3 separate regions of the Homo sapiens genome follow, and all the other regions are linked to region 1. The links are chromatin loops, found by intact Hi-C in ENCODE. Cell type or tissue: PC-9. All regions are shown on one strand.

Region 1 (2,500 bases):
CAAGTGGGAGTGAGATTTAGTTGTTTTATCCAATCTTGGAAATTACCAGAGAACCACAGGAATAAAACCTAAAACAAACCAGACTGAGACAACAGAAAAAATTAAGTTACATTGGAAAGAAACGTCTTAGTTTCTTTTTTATTAATGGAAAGCTCAGTATATATCAAGTTGACAGAAAGCTCACTATATCAAGTCCATTCAACACTGCAGCTGAAGAGCCTAAGAGGACCCTTGACAATTTGGGGACTAGGAAAATCTATACAAGGCATAAACACACTTTAGACAAATGCAATTTAGTCCAACAGTTGTTTACAGAATACCTAAAAACATCAGATACTGTGCTAAATTCTGGAAACATAAAGACAAATAAGATGTGCTTTGATGCTTTGAGACACTCACAGCCTAACAGGGAAGAGAGAGAGGCATATTATGACTAACATAACACAACAGGCACTAAGCTGGCAGTCCAGTACGTGGCTCAGGAGAGGGACTGGTTACAGCTCCCCAGCAACTTGGAAAGAGGTCCTTGGAGATAATATCTGAGCTAATTTTGAAAGACAAGTCATTTGTCAGGTAAGGACAGGTCAGGCAAAAAGAAGAGCATGGGCAAATAAATGGAATGTAAAAGGTCAGGCCTTTGTTCATGCCACCCCTCCCTCCTCCTGGAACACTCCTACTTTCCGCCTGGGTACTAAGCTCAAGAGCTGCTTCCTCTGTGGTGCTCTCCCTGATGGCCCAGAGAGATATGGCTGCTCCTGCCTTCATCCTCCCCTGACCACAAGCCAGGTGTGGCACCTTGGATCTCTGGCTGCACTGACTCTTTTACACATCTGTGGATGCCCTGAGCGTGGGAACTTTCTTACTCTTCTGGGCACTTCCAGCACACAAGACAGTGTGTGGCACACAGCTTGCTCCACAGACGTCTGTCAACTGTTTGGGGAACACTGAGTTTTGTGAGTCTGACCACTTTGCACTTTAGAGTCTGAGTCAGGAGATGGAGTAGAAAGGGCTGAAAGACCTACCTACTAGCAGGATATAAGCTCCATCATACTTACCGACTGAGGATTCATTTTACCAGTCATTAAAGCCAGGAAGTCTGAGTCAGCCATTGTGATTGTGCAGTCAGCCTTCTTATCTAAAACAGATACACAGGAGAAGGAAGGAGAATAGGAGGTGTTCAGTTTCACATATACATTTTTGTCAAGAGCCACTGACTGCAACAGAATTATAACCAGCACTGAGGCAGTGTGGGGAAATGGGCACTCACATATACTTCTATGGCAGCCTGGTAAAATGTGACATAAACCACAAGCAATCCTGATATTTAACAAGACGGAATTGATTAAATAAATTATGGTATATTCAAATAGTGAGGTATGATACAAGCCACAATAAGAAATGATATGGATCTGGATTTACTGACATGAAAAAATGTTCATGTTACATTATTCATGATATTATTATATAAGCCAGTTACAAAAGAAACTGTATGATGCCATTTTTGCTTAAAACAGAATTCAACTATATAAACATAGAAAAACATCTGTAAACTTAAGACACCAATATATTACTAATAGTAACTGTGACAGACTCTAAGGTGACCCTCCTGGTGTACATCCCCTTCCTTCCAGTGTGAGTAGAACCTGTGACTTGCTTCTAGCTAACAGAATATGGCAAAGATAATGAGATGTCACTCTTGTCATTTTGTTACATTAAATGATTCTACCTTGCTAGCAGACTCATTCTTGCTCTCCTGCTGGCTCTGAATGAGCTCACTGCTATGTTGTGGACTTCCTATGGAGAGGGCCACGTGGCAGGGAACTGGCCGTTAGGAGCTGAGGGCCAGCTCTGGCCTATAGCCAGTAAAAGAGGGAAGCTATCATTCCCAAGGCCACAGGGAAATGAATTCTGCCAGCAACCTGAATGAACTTGGACATGGATCCTTCCCCATTGAAGCCTCCAGATGAGAGCCCAGCCCTGGCCAAAAGCTTAACTGTAGCCTTGTGTGACTCTATGCAGAGGACCCAGCTAAGCTGTCCTCAGCCTACTTATCCATGGAAACTGTGGGCTAATAAATGTGGGCATTGTTTTAAGCTACTAAATTTGTGGCAATTTGTTATGCAGTAATAGAAAATGAATACGGTTCTCTAGATCAAGGGTTAACAAACTTTCTGTAACAGATCAGACACTAAATATTTTAGGCTTTGCAGGTCAGTAGGTCTCTATCACAACTACCCAATTCTGCCCCTGTAGTGCAAAAGCAGTCATAGATAATATATAAACAAATGTTGGCTATGTTCCAATAAAATTATTTTAAACAGGTGGCAGACAGAGGGAGGAGAAGATATTTGCAACTCATATATCTCTGACAAACAACTCATATACAGACTATATGAAGAACTCCTTTCTAAGGTACAGTGGATTACAGGAAAAGATAAAAAAAAGAACTCCTACTGCTCAACTAGAAAAGGTTAGACGATCCAATATAAAAATGAGCAAA
Region 2 (2,500 bases), 60 kb before region 1:
GGCTTAAGTAAGGTAAGGTTTGCATTTGTTCCTGAAGAACAGTCCAGAAGTGGGAGGTGGGCAGCTGGCAGTCACCAGGGTCCCAGGCCCTGCCCTCCTGTGTGCCGTGCCATGCTTAGCACCTGGCTTTCATCTGAGTCTCATGGTCCATGAAGGTTGCTCAAGCTCTAGCTATTATCCCCATGTTCCAGGCAGAAAGAAGAAAGTTGGAGGAACGGACCAAAGGGTCCTGGCTGAATGGGCACCTCCTTAAGAGTTTTCCAGGAATCACCACCCAACGACTTCCACTCACCTCTCGATGGCCACCCCATTAGCAAGAGAATCAGAGCTTGATGGCAGGTCCCATTTGGTCCCCACAACATAATAGGACTTCTGTTAAGGAAGGACGGGAGAATGGAGACTGCATAGGCAACTAGCTGTCCCTGCCAAGGCCCACATTTAAAATGATTGTAATTGTAAAGGAAGTTGTAAAGAAATGTCTATATAGGTATAAGTTCCATTTGGCTTCTTACGAGCTTCCAAATGTTCTCCGTGTGTGTAAACTGAGTCTTGAAAGAGGGGAAGAGGGTTACCGAGGACAAGAGTGAGTGGGAGGCGACCCAGGTGGAGGCAGTGTGAGTGTGGGGCGGCAGGTTGGAGGAAGAGCAGGCATGCAACGGAAGCCTCTTACCAGATGCTCACCTCAGAGTTGGCATTTCTCACAAGACACACTCCTAGAAGGGGACTGTGAAGACAAAGATACAAATGCTTTTAGAGAAAGGTTGCTGCCAGGACCATGTGAGGGTGCCCATCTCACCAAACCTCCCACATTGTGCACTGTCATTTGAAAAATACTTTGTCAGTTTGACAGGTGGAAATATCTTGAATTTGTTGATGAAACTAAACATTTTAAAAAGCATTTTTGGCCACTGACTTTTCTTCTTTTGTAACACGAATTGCCTGGTAGTATCTTTCCATCGTTTTCCTGTCGGGTTTTTGTGGTCTATTGGTTTACGCAGCAAATATTTACTGAGTGCTTGGTATGTGCCGGGAACTCTTCCCGGGGCTGGAGACACAACAGTGAACAAACACAGAGCTTCCGCCCTCCAGGGAGCTGATATTCTGATGAGAGGAGATAGTGAAGGTAGAAACCAGGCCAAGATTTGTAAAAGCTCTTAGTAGATTTAGGATGGTAGTGCTTGGTCACGCAGTCTCTCCAGCTCGTCACTTGCTTTGTGGTTTTATTTGTATTGCAATCTGTCTTAGCTTCTCAAGCATTCAGCTTTCCATTTTAGCATAGTTTTAGGTTTACGGAAAAGTTGTAGACAGTACAGAGAGATCCCACACACCCTTCACCTGGCCTCCCCTGATGTTAGCGGTTTACATAACTAGGGTACGTTAGTCAAAACTGAGAAATTAAATTGGTACAACACTATTAACTAAGTTACGGATCTCGTTTGGATTCCATCAGTTTTTCCACGAATGTCCTTTTTCTCTGTTGCAGGATCCAATCCAGGATGCTATGTTGCGCTTAGGGATTTCTTTATTTTCATGTAGTAAAATCTATTGATTTATTGCTCATTTTGTTCTTAGAGAGTCATTTCCTATACTGAGACATGATAAGATCTCAACCTATATTTCTTCTAGCTTTTTATGGTTTCTTTGCCTTTTTTTTTTTTTTTTTTTTTTTTTTAGTCAGAGTCTCACTCTGTCCCCAGGCTGGAGTGCAGTGGTGCGATCTCAGCTCCCTGCAACCTCCGCCTCCCGGGTTCAAGCAATTCTGCAGCCTCAGCCTCCTGAGTAGCTGGGACTACAGGCGAGCACCACCACACTCAGCTAATTTTTGTATTTTTTAGTAGAGACGGGGTTTCGCCATGTTGGCCAGGCTGGTCTCAAACTCCTGACCTCAGGTGATGTGCCCACCTTGGCCTCCCAAAGTGCTGGGATTACAGGCATGAACTACTGTGCCCAGCTGGTTTCATTTTTCAAAGACTTATTTATTTCTTTAAACCTTTTGGAATTTATTTTGGTGTAAGCATCTAACATCTATTTTTTCCAAACCGTTGGTCAGCTGCACAGCATTCTATAATGAATCCTTCGTTTCCTCACTGATTTGTGAAACAACTTTTATCAAGTACGAAACACTTAGAGGTGCTAGTTTCTGTTTCTAGGCTACAGCTTACATGGACTTTTCCATCGACTGCTGTGTCAGTATCACAGTTTGACAGTTACTTTTTTTTTTTTTTTGAGACGGTGTCTTGCTCTGCCGCCCAGGCTGGGGTGCAGTGGCGCGATCTCGGCTCACTGCAAGCTCCGCCGGGTTCACGCCATTCTCCTGCCTCAGCCTCCTGAGTAGCTGGGACTACAGGCACCCGCCACCGTGCCCAGCTAATTTTTTGTATTTTTAGTAGAGACGGGGTTTCACCGTGGACTCGATCTCCGACCTCGTGATCCGCCCGCCTTGGCCTCCCAAAGTGCTGGGATTACAGGCGTGAGCCACCGTTTTTTATCTAGTAGGAAA
Region 3 (2,500 bases), 99 kb before region 1:
GTGGTGGTGTGCGCCTGTAATCCCAGCTACTCAGGAGTCTGAGGCAGGAGATTCTCTTTAACCCAGGAGGCAGAGGTTGCAGTGAGCTGAGATCAAGCCACAGAACTCCAGCCTGGGTGACAGAGTAAGACTCCAGCTCAAAAAAAAAAAAAAAAAAAAAAGGTGAATGATAAAGTTAATGCTACTAATTTAAAATTGTTATTTTTATTTACTTAAGAATGACAAAATCACAAATAAAAAACATCATGATAAGTTGAGAGAGAGAAACTGTGGAAGAAATAAAGCTATATATTTTAGTACCTTTGATGCACTTTTTTCCTGCTTTTGGAAAGAAGAGCCCCACGTGCTCATTTTGCAGTGGGCCTCACAAATTACACAGTCAGCCCTGCTTATAAATTCCCTTTTAACCAAAGCCAGCTTGATTTAGTTTCCTAGTATTTATTAACAAAAATCCTAACTAATTTGGAAACCTAATCTAAACTGGCTGGAGGGTTTAACTTTATACTTTGTCCTAACTTTTATATGCAAATGAGAGGAAGTATGATGCAATGGAAAGTGCATGGGCTTTTATAGGCACAGAAAAGAGGCTCTGAGAGGTTCGCTAACTTCGGCAAAGTCGCACACCTTCCAAGCCAAAGGCTGAGCTTTGAATTTGGTTCAGGGTGACTGTAGAGAGTTCAGTAGAACTTTCTGTGATCATGGAAACGTTCTCTAACTGTGCTGTCCAACATGGTAGCTACTGGCCACATACAGCTATTGAGCCCTTGAAATGTGGCTAGTGCAACGGAGGGACTGAATTCTAAACTATATAAATTTTTTTTTGAGACAGGATCCTACACTGTTGCCCAGCATAGAGTGCAGTTCCATCACGGCTCACTGCAACTTCAAATTCCCAGGCTTCAAATGATCCTTTCACTTCAGCCTGCGAAGTACCTGAGACCACAGGCACACACGACCATGCCCAGTGAATTTTTAAAATTATTTGTATAAGCAGGGTCTCCCCATGTTGCCCAGGCTGGTCTGAAACTCCCGGGCTCAAGCCATCTTCCCACCTCAGCCTCCCAAAGTGCTGGGATTACAGGCATGAACCTCTGGGCCTGGTCCTATTTAATTTTGATTAATTTCAATTTAAGTAGTGTAATGGATGCTATGTAATTGTACTGCACAGACTTAGAGCCCCCAGGCTTGACTGACCCAGTGAATGTGGAGGGGTCCCTGGCTCCCCCTGGTCAGGGCCCTTCTAGGTGAAGGTGTCAGAGTACCCAGCCAGAGCCTGGTACACAGTCGGTGCTCAACACAGAGCGGCTCAGGGGCTTATGGGCGCCCAGGCCTCATTTCCATTAAGTGACAGATTTAGACGGGGGACTGGAAGGGAAAAAGGAAGGCGTGTGTCTGAGTTGCCACCACAGAGTCACTTTCTCCCATCCTCTGAGGCAAATGTGGGAAAGGACTAGCCCTCAGCGAGGTCAGGACAGCCCCTCGGTGACTAAAGCTCGCAGGAATCCACACCCAGCTGGATCAGCTGCATTTGTTGCCCACAGAAAACCTTCCCGGAAGGGCCCAGCTTCCAGCGAGCTGGGAAGACGTGTCAGGGAGATTAAGGCGCCTCTGGTATGTCTCTGGAAAGCAGCCAACATACCCCGAGCTGTCGTCACGACAGACCCAGATGGGAGCTCACCCGGCCAGACCTAAACTCATTTTGACACATGGTGGAAGGTGTAAGGCCCCAGCCCCGATGGCCACTGCAGCCCACCGATGCACTGCTAGCCCTGGGAGGCCCTGCTGTCACGCCTCCGGCCTAAATCAGACTGTCGTCTCCCCTCTCCCTTGACCAGCACCCCCTTCCCTGGCTTATTGAGGCCTCTGCCTAAACCACGTCTCCTCTGGGAAGCCTTCCTATCCCCGCCTTCCCAGGCTGGGTTGGCCCTGCCTGTAGCCCTGGCGAATCATTAATCATTAATCATTAGCAAATAAGTCAACCCCTGCTGCTCTCCCCACAGCATAACCCAAGCAGAGGGCCCGGTGAAGAACAGCTCAACTGCACACCTGCTTCTGCAGGGTGAGGCAGCTGCACCTGTGACTTGGCGTTCATTTTCGCCAACACCATGTCTCTTCTTTGCCATAGCATCTCAGTCTGTCCAGCTCAAGCCTCCCCAGAAGCATCTCTGAGGCCGCCTGCTGCCCATTATACAACACCTTGCTCCTCAGGCTATCCCTAGCACCCCGCTGCCCCTGCCAATATACCCTCCAACTTTGAGGATTCTCCATTGAGGTGATTTCAAATGACATGGTAACAAACAGAGATTTGATTTTATTTTCATAGATTCTTATTTCCTTGTCAGAGCCACTTAAAAGGGAGCTAGGTGAATCCCCAGCTGGTGACTGTGAAGGGCCTGAGTTAGAGTGAGAAAAAGAGAAGGTATTGTATCTAGGGTAATCAGGGAAGGCTTCGAAGAAGAGGGGGATTTAACCTGTAACTTTCGTGACAAGGAAGGACATT

What was found. A loop is a pair of places that touch in the nucleus more often than their neighbours do. Peaks named below come from ENCODE experiments on the same cell type or tissue, not always from the same donor. Only the 100,000 strongest peaks of a DNase experiment are listed, where the experiment ranks them.
Region 2: a loop joins it to region 1, with 11 times the contacts of the local background. A loop is called at or near these places in 1 of 110 quality-filtered maps.
Region 3: a loop joins it to region 1, with 8 times the contacts of the local background. A loop is called at or near these places in 1 of 110 quality-filtered maps.

What each region holds. Positions count from the first base shown.
Region 1 is chr1:53,046,493-53,048,992 of GRCh38, reverse strand. It overlaps SCP2 (sterol carrier protein 2), which reads right to left. Exons shown (of 16, transcript NM_002979.5): 15 at 1,056-1,135. Among named protein-coding and RNA genes, the nearest start is that of PODN, 14 kb to the left of the region's middle. In PC-9, no CTCF peak of the experiment used is centred here; a DNase peak (open chromatin) is centred at 1,102; H3K27ac peaks cover 2,500 bases.
Region 2 is chr1:53,106,326-53,108,825 of GRCh38, reverse strand. The region is part of intron 3 of SLC1A7 (solute carrier family 1 member 7); the gene reads left to right. Among named protein-coding and RNA genes, the nearest start is that of SLC1A7, 35 kb to the left of the region's middle. RefSeq lists an enhancer at 2,378-2,500. In PC-9, no CTCF peak of the experiment used is centred here; a DNase peak (open chromatin) is centred at 1,085.
Region 3 is chr1:53,145,455-53,147,954 of GRCh38, reverse strand. No RefSeq gene overlaps it. Among named protein-coding and RNA genes, the nearest start is that of SLC1A7, 4.1 kb to the right of the region's middle. In PC-9, no CTCF peak of the experiment used is centred here; DNase peaks (open chromatin) are centred at 1,544 and 1,954; H3K27ac peaks cover 1,750 bases.